3 separate regions of the Homo sapiens genome follow, and regions 1 and 2 are each linked to region 3. A link is a contact called in ENCODE Hi-C data. All regions are on one chromosome and are shown on one strand. The core of a region is the stretch at or near the end of the contact, and the rest is flanking DNA. Distances in the headings are between cores, read along the strand shown. Region 1 holds the start of ZBED6 (zinc finger BED-type containing 6). Region 2 holds the start of TMEM183A (transmembrane protein 183A). Region 3 holds the start of TIMM17A (translocase of inner mitochondrial membrane 17A).

The links. A loop is a pair of places that touch in the nucleus more often than their neighbours do. Pooled maps may share reads with other maps.
Region 1: a loop to region 3 is called in a pooled map, with 15 times the contacts of the local background. The contact joins the promoter of ZBED6 here to the promoter of TIMM17A in region 3. A Hi-C loop is called at or near these places in 6 of 50 pooled maps.
Region 2: a map of CD8-positive, alpha-beta T cell shows a loop between it and region 3 (3-fold over the local background). The contact joins the promoter of TMEM183A here to the promoter of TIMM17A in region 3. A Hi-C loop is called at or near these places in 1 of 168 maps with a recorded cell type or tissue (CD8-positive, alpha-beta T cell), 3 of 37 single-sample maps with no recorded cell type and 7 of 50 pooled maps.

Annotation. Positions count from the first base shown.
Region 1 is chr1:203,793,135-203,796,910 of GRCh38, forward strand. ZBED6 (zinc finger BED-type containing 6) reads left to right here and starts at 2,489. Exons shown (of 17, transcript NM_001395895.1): 1 at 2,489-3,776. ZC3H11A (zinc finger CCCH-type containing 11A) reads left to right here and starts at 2,489. Exons shown (of 18, transcript NM_001376342.1): 1 at 2,489-2,660. RefSeq lists an enhancer at 2,190-2,609.
Region 2 is chr1:203,005,284-203,009,065 of GRCh38, forward strand. It overlaps TMEM183A (transmembrane protein 183A), which reads left to right and starts at 2,091. Exons shown (of 8, transcript NM_138391.6): 1 at 2,091-2,291; 2 at 2,491-2,580; 3 at 3,360-3,527. The coding sequence starts at 2,183. It also overlaps the pseudogene MGAT4FP. RefSeq lists enhancers at 1-668, 1,310-1,439, 1,443-2,217, 2,218-2,990, a cis regulatory region at 420-769 and a silencer at 2,150-2,399.
Region 3 is chr1:201,953,207-201,956,783 of GRCh38, forward strand. TIMM17A (translocase of inner mitochondrial membrane 17A) reads left to right here and starts at 2,297. Exons shown (of 6, transcript NM_006335.3): 1 at 2,297-2,346. The coding sequence starts at 2,321. RefSeq lists an enhancer at 2,286-2,575.

The DNA of each region.
Region 1 (3,776 bases), core at 1,239-3,738, 1.8 Mb after region 3:
GGCTTACAGAGAGCGGGATGGGAGCTATTAAAAAGAATGTAGGCCGACGTGGGCAGATTACCTGAGGTTAGGAGTTCCAGACCAGCCTGGCCAACATGGAGAAACCCCGTCTCTACTAAAAATACAAAATTAGCCTGGCGTGGTGGTGCATTCCTGTAATCCCAGCTACTCAGGAGGCTGAGGCAGAAGAATAGCTTGAACCCGGAAGGCGGAGGTTGCATTGAGCCGAGATTGTGCCATTGCACTCCAGCTTGGGAAACAAGAGTGAAACTCTGTCTCAAAAAAAAAAAAAAAAAAAAGAATATGGTAGGCCTCTAAGTGCTGATGACCATTAAAAGATATTCAAGATATATTGTAAAGTGAAAAAAGCAAATTGCAAAACGGTATGTATAGTTTTAGCCTGTTCATATTTTCATTCATTCTAAGATGTACATCCTTTCCTAGCCTGTCACCTAGGCTGGAGTGCAATGGCGTGATCTTGGCTCACTGCAACCTCCACCTCCCAGGATCAAGCAATTCTCTTGCCTCAGCCTCCAAGTAGCTGGGATTACAGATGCGTGCCACTGTGCTGGGCTAATTTTTGTATTTTTAGTAGAGGCAGGATTTCACCATGTTGGCCAGGCTAGTCTCGAACTCCTGACCTTGTGGTTCGCCCGCCACAACCTCCCAAAGTGCTGGGATTAGAGGTGTGAGCCACCCTGCCCGGCCGGCCTGTCAGTTTAATTGGCAGTTGTTGGTTTTTTTCTTCCACTTAGAGGCTTGTAAAATAAAAGTGTATCTTACAATCAATGATACTTTAGGTTTACTGAAATATAACTATAAACTCTATATAGCACACTAGTCAGGCCAGGACTGCATCTTGGAGAGTCCTAGGTTGGAAAACCCTTAAGCTATGTGGAGAGCCCTCTGGTAAATTTTAAAAACCCTAGGTGTCGTGGCACAGACAGAAATTGGTTACCAGTAAGAGTCACACAGACCAAAAAAATGAAGACCAAAACAAAAGAAAAAGAAAAAGAAAGAAAAAAAGAAATTGGCTACCAGGAACTTGCTTATTAGGTCTGTTGACATGGCAATGCCAGAGCACTGTCACGTAAGGCAGAGATTGGAGCTAAGATTCTAAAGTTGTGGTTCTTACTTTGAAAGGAGATAAAAGCCCAGATATGAGGAGGCTCAGGACCCCTCTGCTCTGATAAATTCCTAGTCTTGGGCTGCCTGGGACTCGCACATCACCAACCCGGCAGCTGGAAGAACAAGCACACGAGGAAATAAAAGGTGCCTGAAGTCCCATCTGCTTTATCATCAAGTGTTTCCTTTCTTAGTAGCACAACTATATCCTTTACCCAAGTTAGGTAAAATGTTGCCACCTAATTAGAGTTCTGCTGAGCCACTACCCCAGGGGGACCTTGGGCTCCTATTATATGTGTAATATATTTAAGTATATTTTCAGTGTAAAAGCCAGAAAGGATATATGGTAAGTTAATGAGAGCTATTTCTCAAGAATGAGATTAATAGAGATTTTAACTTTCTACTCTCTATATTTCTGTATTGTTTCTAAAAAAACTTACGTGTATTAAGTTTTTTACTTTTTTTTTTTTTTTTTTTTTTTGAGATGGAGTCTTACTCTGTCGCCAGGTTGGAGTGCAGTGGTGCGATGTCAGCTCAATGCAACCTCTGCCTCCCAGATTCAAGCGATTCTCCTGCCTCAGCCTCTCGAGTAGTTGGGACTACAGGCGCGTGCCACCACGCCTAGCTAATTTTTGTATTTTTGGTAAAGATGAGGTTTCACCATGTTGACCAGGATGGTCTCGATCTCTTGACCTTGTGATCCGCCTGCCGAGGCCTCCCAAAGTGCTGGAATTACAGTCGTGAGCCACCGCACCGGCCACGTGTATTACTTTTATAACCGGGGGAAAAAGTAAAAACATTCAAAAGGGAAAATAAGGGACAATGTTAATAATGAAGCAGGGATGAGACTGCTGATTGCGACCTCCAACTAACTCTCCTGAATTTTGTCACGAGCATGAATTACTTTTCCAATACACAAATTTGCTTTAAGAAATCAAAGAAACACCCCCCCAAAGCCCAATCTCACTTCTTCAAGTAAAAAATAAACTAACAAATCATTCTACATTGCATGCTTAGGAAAAGTACAGTTTATTTCTAAATTAAATGTATACATGGTTTGGGAGATTTACTCATTAAGCAAACACTTTGGTAAGAATAAATTGAGCGCTTACTGAATGGCAGTCTCAGTTCCTGCGGCCCTCCCGCTTATTACCTCATTTGATTTAAAAACAAAAACAAAACGTTATGAAAGCCGGCTTCGAGGCATTCCTCTGAAGGGAAGGGACTCCCCGACCCAGCGCCTCCCCCGTCACGTGACCCTGTGACCCGGAGCAGCCATCTTAGGCATCGCCTCATAGAGGAACTACATCTTCCAGAATCCTCGCGCCCTGCGTCGTGCTGGCACTTTTACCGGCCGGGCCTTAGAGCGGAGCCTGTAGCCAGGCGCCATCTTTGACGCTGGCAGTCTTGGTTTTCTGCTAGTGCTGCTGCTGCTGGGAGGACGACGGACGGCAGCGGCCAAGCAAGAAGAAAGACGTGGCAGCAAGCGGGAGTCGGGGATAGTGTCATCGGTTCGGTAAAGTTTCTGTTCTCTGGTAACTAGACCCGTTTTTTTGATTCCCGGGTGGCTTGGGGCCGGGGAGGTGGGGGAGAGGGCGAGGGGAGTGGCAGCGGCCTCCCCTCGCCCCTGGGTCGCGGCCTATCCCGGGAAGTCAGAGCGGATCCTTCAGCTTCGCCGTAACGACCCCTCCCCCCCACCTCCCGGTCGCGGCCCTCGCCGGGGCTGGCTGGGAGCCCCAGGCTCCCGCTCACTTTTCCCATCCTCCCCACCCCCACCCCGTTCACCCCACCCCCACGGCGCCTGCTCCTTTCCCAGCCAACCTTCCTCCCCTCCCCCACATCCGGTGTTCGCTAATCTCGAGGAGCCCGGAGCAGCCCCGAAAACCGACTGTTCCCCCGAATCCCGAAGAGAGAACTGACACTAGATTGCTTTCTTCGGGGCAACAGTTTCTCTAGTTGAGCGGACCCTCACTGCCTAAATCAATCAGACTGAGTGCCGGGCGCTGAATTTACCTACTCTCATTCCTCTCCAGGGTCCCGGTACTTTGGAGCTTGTCTCAAACTCCACATACAGAAAGCCACCGACCTTATTCCGGTATCCTACACCCATTCCCCACTCTCATTACACTCCCACCCCTGGCCCTCAGCGTCGGAGTCAAGAGCAACAGGGACACTTCCGTTCTCCTTGTAGGACTGGTGAAACCGTAATGAAGAACACCCCTAAACTCCCATAATCGGTGCGGATTCCTATGGGGAAGGCCTATATTGTTGACATCTTCCAGGCCTTGGTTCTGGACCTTGAGAAAGAGGCTGTGGAACTAGAGATAGCGATGCTTTTTAGGGTAAATGTATGTAGGTATTGGGGGAAGGGGAGGGATCAATCGAAAAATGGAAGTGGTTTAAAGTTCATATTTCACTTTTTGCTATCTCTATAGCGTACAACTTGTGAGTTACTTACAGGCTGTAAAAGCTTCTCAAGTCTAAAAATATCTGAAAACTAAACTTGAATTAACTCTTAATACAAACAGTACTTTGAAAATGCAGCATTTAACCTTGTTTTAAAATTTTTTTCTCAAAGCATTTTTTTCCAGCCACTCACATTTTAAAAGGTTGTATTACTTTTAGTTAGAACTGAAAGGGCTCAACTAGCA
Region 2 (3,782 bases), core at 841-3,340, 1.1 Mb after region 3:
TGCCTGGGTCCTAAGTTTCCCAAGCCAGGGATTATCACCTTTTAGGAGCTGCAAGGAAGTTAGAAGGATAAAGGAGAATAACTTAGGAAACCAAATAACTTCTTATGTGTCGCGGTGATACTTTTCTTTTTTTTTTAATTTATTTATTTATTTACTTTTCATGCGCGTCTGTGTGAAGAGACCACCAAACAGGCTTTGTGTGAGCAATAAAGCTCTTAATCACCTGGGTGCAGGCGGGCTGAGTCGGAAAAGAGAGTCAGTGAAGGGAGATAAGGGTGGGGCCGTTTTATAGGATTTGGGTAGATAAAGGAAAATTGCAGTCAAAGGGGATTTGTTCTCTGGTGGGCAGGAGTGGGGGTCGCAAGGTGCTCAGTGGGGGAGCTTTTTGAGCCAGGAAAAGGACTTTCACAAGGTAATGTCATCACTTAAGGAAGGACTGGCCATTTTCACTTCTTTTGTGGTGGAATGTCATCAGTTAAGGCGGGGCAGGGCATTTTCACTTTTGTGATTCTTCAGTTACTTCAGGCCATCTGGGCGTACACGTGCAAGTCACCAGGGATGCGGTGGCGTGGCTTGGGCTCAGAGGCCTGATAATACTAGCCCAGGGTCCTGCTCCCTTACAGTTCTGTAATCTTCACTCAGTGACTCGCTTCTGTCTCAATACAAAGGAAAGACGTTATTTTTTCTTTTTCTCCTTTTTTTTTTTTTGAGGCAGGGTATCGCTCTGTAGCCCAGGCTGGAGTGCAGTGGCGCAATCATGGCCCACTGCAGCCTTGACCTCCTGGACTCAAGTGACCTTCCTGCCTCTGCGATAGTTTTTCATGGATGCTTCTAGTAGTTTTTTGGAGGTATGGTGTGTTAGGAACAAACTGCCCCAAAAAGCTTCTTGGTACTGCCGACACTTCCCCCAAACCTCTCCGTGCTGCTCACTCCTCCCCCTAATGCTCTGCAACTCTTCTCCTTCCCCCAAGCCTCTTTACACTTCTAAGTCCTTATGAAGCCAGCAGACTTCACTTATCAGACCTTGCTGCAATAAACAAACCCCAATTACAAATCATCCGGACCGCACAGGGGAAGGTGATGGGAAGCATAAACAAACTTTACCTACACCCTCCTGTAATAAACGTCACAAGCTAATATGTGGCAAAATTAACCAGCAAACAACCCCAGGGTCTCTCTCCCCCATATAAACCCCTCATTTTGTAAGCTCAGGGGTGCCTCCTCTGTCTGTGGTGGAGCAGCCGTCAGGTTAATAAACTTCCTCGGCTGACCTTGGGTCTCTCTTTCGTCCTTTCTCTCGGCTAACCTTATATGGTGATAGATTGGAAACTTTTTTTTTTTTGAGACGGAGTCTTGCTCTGTCGCCCAGGCTGGAGTGCAGTGACCCGATCTCAGCTCACTGCAAGCTCCGCCTCCCGGGTTCATGCCATTCTTCCGCCTCAGCCTCCCGAGTAGCTGGGACTACAGGCGCCCGCCACCACGCCCGGCTAATATTTTGTATTTTTAGTAGAGACGGGGTTTCACCGTGTTAGCCAGGATGGTCTCGATCTCCTGACCTCGTGATCCGCCCGCCTCGGCCTTCCAAAGTACTGGGATTAGGGGCGTGAGCCACCGCGCCCGGCCGATTGGAAGCTTTTAAGAACTCCTTCTCCTATTTTGAGAATTCAGAAATTTATTTATAGCTTTCGTAAAATAGAGTGAAGACTCTTACAGACCTATGTTAGACTAGCAGGCGCTCAGTCTCTGTGGTCCGAGATAGAGCACGAAGATGACAGTGTATATGCATTTTGGTGCTGAAGTGGACCTGGAGTGTGGACAGAGGAGTTACTAAGAAGAATCCCGGAGACCAGGATGTAAACTCTCAATTCTAATCAACACAGGTGTGGGCTATGGTTCTGAGACACCATTCATCTCACACGAGGTACGGCGATACGCGACACCACCCAGTACAACAGCTCTCTCTCCACCTGGAACCCGGACCCAGCTTGATTCGCGGGTGCCGGATGATGACGTATCCTTGCACCTGGCGATGATTGGTTCGCGTGGAGAGGCGTCGTCCGACAACGCGACTCGGAACCCGGACCTATGTTCTCGCGAGAGTTAGCGGCCTCCGGTGTGGGATGGCCGCGGAGCCGGGCGGAGCTGGCTTGCGGCTCCCGGGGCCGGCTCTCCGGCCGGAGACATGGCCCGGGGGCCCGGCCCGCTAGGCAGGCCTCGCCCCGATACGGTCGCCATGCCCAAGAGAGGAAAGCGACTCAAGTTCCGGGCCCACGACGCCTGCTCCGGCCGAGGTGGGCGAGGGGGGCAGGGGCGCTGAAACATTTTGGGGGCTGGCGGCTGGGAGGGGGCTGGACCGTGCCGAGGTGAGCGCTCGCGTGCCCGCGGCTGGAGGGCGGCTCGGTCCGGGGGCCTGCAGCGAGGAGGAGGTGTTGGCGGGGAAGACGCTGACGAGAGAAGGCCTCTTCCTTGAGGGTTGGTGCTGTGTTGCAGTGACCGTGGCGGATTACGCCAACTCGGATCCGGCGGTCGTGAGGTCTGGACGAGTCAAGAAAGCCGTAGCCAACGCTGTTCAGCAGGAAGGTAAGCTTTGCGCGAGCCTTTAAAGACTCATGCCGCGAAGACAGAACTAGGTATTTTATTTCTGTTTTTCTTGCAGTCCTTTAGTCGTCTTCCTGTAACCGTGTTTGCTTTCGTTAGTGTTAACTTACATATTGGGGTGGAGGAGGATTAGTCAAGAGTAGCAGTTTCTGTAGCAGAAATATTTTCTTTCTTTCTTTGCATTTAAAAACATGTTTGCATACTTTTTAGTTTCCACTGCATTCTTCTTGGTTATTAATCTCTTTGCTGTAGTTCACATGTTTTACTCTGCAGTTTGCTTCCTTGTTTAATAACCTTGGAGTGTTCTTTTCCTTTTCTGGTGTTTCTCTTGCTTTCAGTCTGTTTACTCATGGGTCTGAGACTTGTGTTTTATGACACCTACTGCCTCCAGCTCAGGACCAGGATTAAATTGGATTCAATTTGTCTCAAACATTTCTCTGTAGACCTTATGAGAATACAAATCAGCTTTTATCCTGCAGGGTTTATAGTGGAAAAATTGTACACACCTTTTTTCTTCAGGGCTGAAAAAAGGAGTTTCTGCAACTTTGGAGTCAGTTTGCCCATTGCTTTCCTTTTTTTTTTTTTTTTTTGTATTTAAAATACTAAAATCTTTATTTTTTTTGGTGACAGATTCTCACCTTTCTCTCTCAACGATGTTTTTTTTCCCCCCTTTCCTGAATGGATGCTGATACCTTGGCTAAGTTGTTTGTATTTCTGGGTGGAGCTGTGTGCCATCTCATTCTCCTTTTATTTTCTTCTAGTAAAATCTCTTTGTGGCTTGGAAGCCTCTCAGGTTCCTGCAGAGGAAGCTCTTTCTGGGGCTGGTGAGCCCTGTGACATCATCGACAGCAGTGATGAGATGGATGCCCAGGAGGAAAGCATCCATGAGAGAACTGTCTCCAGAAAAAAGAAAAGCAAGAGACACAAAGGTATGGAGCTTGTTCTCTTTTGGTTTATTAGACCTGCCTGTGGTGACAAATTGAAGATGTTACTTTCCCAGTAGCACAGGAGGAGATATAAGACGTGATACCAGGAGAGTTTAAAGAAAACTTGGCTCTCCCTAAGAACCTTGGTAGTGGGCCGGGATTTAATACACCTGGGCTTTCTTTTTTCTTTTGTCTGAATTCGAGAGGGAAAGAGATTAGTACGTGTTAGTAGAGTTCTGGAGCTGTGAACTGGACTCT
Region 3 (3,577 bases), core at 1,047-3,546:
ATATATATATGTGTGTGTATATATATATCCTCTTGGTTCTGTTTCTCTGGAGAACCCTGACTATTCCTGGTGATTTAGTCAAAATAACTGATCTCACAAGAGGCAGATACATAAGCCAGTATTAACTACCAAGTGGAGAAGAATAGTTATAAACACAGGCCAGGGTATTCTCTTCTATATCGAAATCTATTCAGAAGCCAAATAAGAAGAAGAAGATTGCATAATAAATATGGAATAAGAACAAAGGGAGGTAGCTAGAGCTAGAGCTAAGGGATATTTTATCTGGGTCCTGGTGAGAGTGCAAATCTCTAGTTACTAAAATATTTATACCCACCAGGTCTTCGGTGCTGACTAAATGTCAGATTCCTGCCCTCTGAATTCCTCCATGTCCCCTCTCCCACATTCTCTCTTTGGCCTGTACAATTAAATAGAGTTAACTATTCTTAATTACAGTCACATTCTGAACACGTCTTCTCCACCTTACACACCCAAATCAGATAACTAGTATGAACCATTCTCACGTGCAAGACACATTTATTGATAATCTTTAGTTCCATGGAGGGTTCGATTCATCTGCTTACTTTATTTCCAAGCTTTTGGAGAGACCCTCACTCCTCTTTGCAGTCTTCCTTTATTTATTTATTTATTTGAGGTGGAGTCTCGCTCTGTCACCCAGGCACAATCTTAGCTCACTGCAACTTCCACCTCCCACGTTCAAGCCATTCTCCTGCCTCAGCCTCCTGACTAGCTGGGATTACAGGCAACACGCCAGGCTAAATTTTGTATTTTTAGTAGAGACGGGGTTTCACCATGTTGGTCAGGCTGGTCTCGAACTCCTGACCTCGTGATCCGCCCGCCTCGGCCTCCCAAAGTGCTGGGATTACAGGCGTGTGCCACTGCGCCCGGCCTCTTCCATTATTTATGACATTGACTTTTCCGTAAAATAAATATATACATATTTTTAAAGTTAATTACAAACGTACAGAATGGAGAGGAGCACTTTAACAGCCATCACATGATTGGGATTTTGTTGACAGTAAACTAAAAGCTCCATGGGTCCCAACCTTTTTTTTTTTTTTTTTTTGACAGTGTCTCACTCTGTCACTAGAGTGCAGTGGCATGATCACAGCTCCCTGCGGGGTAGATCTCCTGGGCTCAAGCTATCTTCCCGCCTCAGTCTCCCGAACAGTCAGGGCTACAGGCACGTGTCACCACGCCCGGCCTGGTCCCCATAAGTCCCCTCTTCTCCGAGCCAAACATCTTCACACCTTCTGGTGATCATTAGTGGAGAGGCCTGTGAGAGGCTCTGGTGTCAATGTCCCTGAAATCGAGGGCTCCAAATTGGTCATGGCTCTCCAGATGGCCCAAACAGTTCCAGTTCACAAACATTTATTGAGCATCTACTACATTCCAGGCACTGTGGTTATTATAAATCACTGAGACACTGTTTGCCCTAAAGGAGCTACGTGTATTTGGTAACAGCTTCACAGTAAGTGACGAATAAGATAGCATTAATCCACATTTGACAGCAAAAGTACCAAAAAAGAAAGAAAGAAAAAGAAGAGAGAGAAAGGAAAGAAAAGAAAAGAAGAGAAAGAAAGAGGCCGGGTGCGGCGGCTCACGCCTGTAATTCTAGCACTCTGGGAGGCCGAGGTGGGCGGATCACGAGGTCAGGAGTTCGAGTCCAGCCTGATCAACATGGCGAAACCCCGTCTCTACTAAAAAAACATAAAAATTAGCCGGACCTGGTGGCGCCCGCCTGTAGTCCCAGCTACTCAGGAGGCTAAGGCAGGAGAATCGCTTGAACTCGGGAGGCGGAGGTTGCAGTGAGCCGAGATCTCGCCGCTGCACTCCAGCCTGGGCGACAGAGCCAGACTCTGTCTCAAAAAAAAAAAGAAGAAGAAAAGAAAAAGAAAGAAAGAAAAAGGATGGAAGGAGAGAAGAAAAGGAAAGGGGGAAGGGAAGGGGGAAGGGAAGGCGGAAGGGAAGGGAAAGAAAGAAGCGTATTTAGGCAGTATCGCGTTGATTTCAGTCCACGGAACCTCTGGTGACCGGGTAGTGTGACTCCGTCATTGGTAGCCCCCCGCCCACACAGCCGGGACTCGCGGCCTTTGAGGACGTGGGCAGGGCCAGTCTCGCCACGCCGCGGCCAATGCCCCGACCACACGCTGGCCACAGGAGTCCTGGCTCCCATTGGCTGCAGCGGGAAATGGTGAACCAATGCTCATAGACCTTAACGCCCTCCTCTCGGGATCACTTCCGCCTCTGGGGTCAGGCTCCGCCCAGCTTGCCCGGCATCACTCGCGGCATTGGAGTCAAGATGGAGGAGTACGCGCGAGAGCCTTGGTGAGCTTCACCGCTGTCTTTGCATTTCTCTTGCCCCCCTGCCCACTGCCCTCCTTCTCCCTTGTCCAGGCTCCCAAGGTGCAAGCCAGACTCAACCGCAGCCTCGTCGACTTGGGCCTGGTAACTGGGCAATGCGGTCTTTCGCGGCCAGTCGGCTTCTTAGCCCTGTACTTAGTACCTCCCCGGCCGCGTGAGCCTCCCTCTCCCAACCCAGCACCCGTGTGACCTTGTGATGGATGGTAAGGAGGTCCAGACTTGAGTTTGATAGAACCTCGGAACCTCCTCCCAACGCAGGGCGTAATCGACTTTATGCGGGGCCAGTTATAATCCCCCCTGTTCGTCGAGGTGACCTTGGGCGCGTCCCTCCGTCTCGCCTTGCTCAGTTCCTGCGTTGAGGAACTGAAGAATAGGCATTTGAGGGAGTGTCATTCTTGAGGTTTTACTTGTATCATGATATGTGTCCACAGAGTGAAGCATTTTAAATGAATGGAACATAGATTTTAGCCAAGGGGTCTGGATAAGCTTCTTTATTGCGTGGGGCCTTGTTTTCCTTCTTGGAATTCTTTCTTGAGGGTAGAGGGGGACAAAAATTACCTGGGAAATAGGAAGAGGTAATAGCATGTGTTCTCTGAAAAGCCATGGACAGAAATTCATTGTTACATCCAGCGTTTATTGAGTATGAATAAACCAGACACATAGATAATTATAAAACGATGTAATTGCTGTCAGAAGTCTCAGGTTGCCAGAGTTTAAAGTTTCTAGGGTCATAGGTAAAAAATCAAATCTTGATATTTCGGTTAATCATTTGTTTTATTGTGTAAGAGCAACAACCAAGATGTCCTCAATTTGTGAAAGTGCCCAGGACCTTAAATTACTACTCTGGTATCCTAGCCTTGTTGCATGTTTTATGTTCCCCTCTCCCATAAATGGCATACAAAATATAAGTTTTAGGGTCTCCTGGCTCTTCAAACTTATCTTCTTCAAAGCAGTTATCCTCCATTCTGGATTGTGCTCAGATATGTAGGACTCAGCACACTGTAAATAGCTGTTTGATGTACTATAATGACACAGGTTAGCAGAGAGTTAAAATATTTAACTATGTTGAGTTAAAGATCTTAGAAAAATAAGGCCGGGTGTGGTGGCTCACGCCTGTAATCCCAGCACTTTGGAAGGCCGAGGCGGATCACGAGGTCAGGAGTTCAAGACCAGCCTGGCCAGTATGGTGAAACCC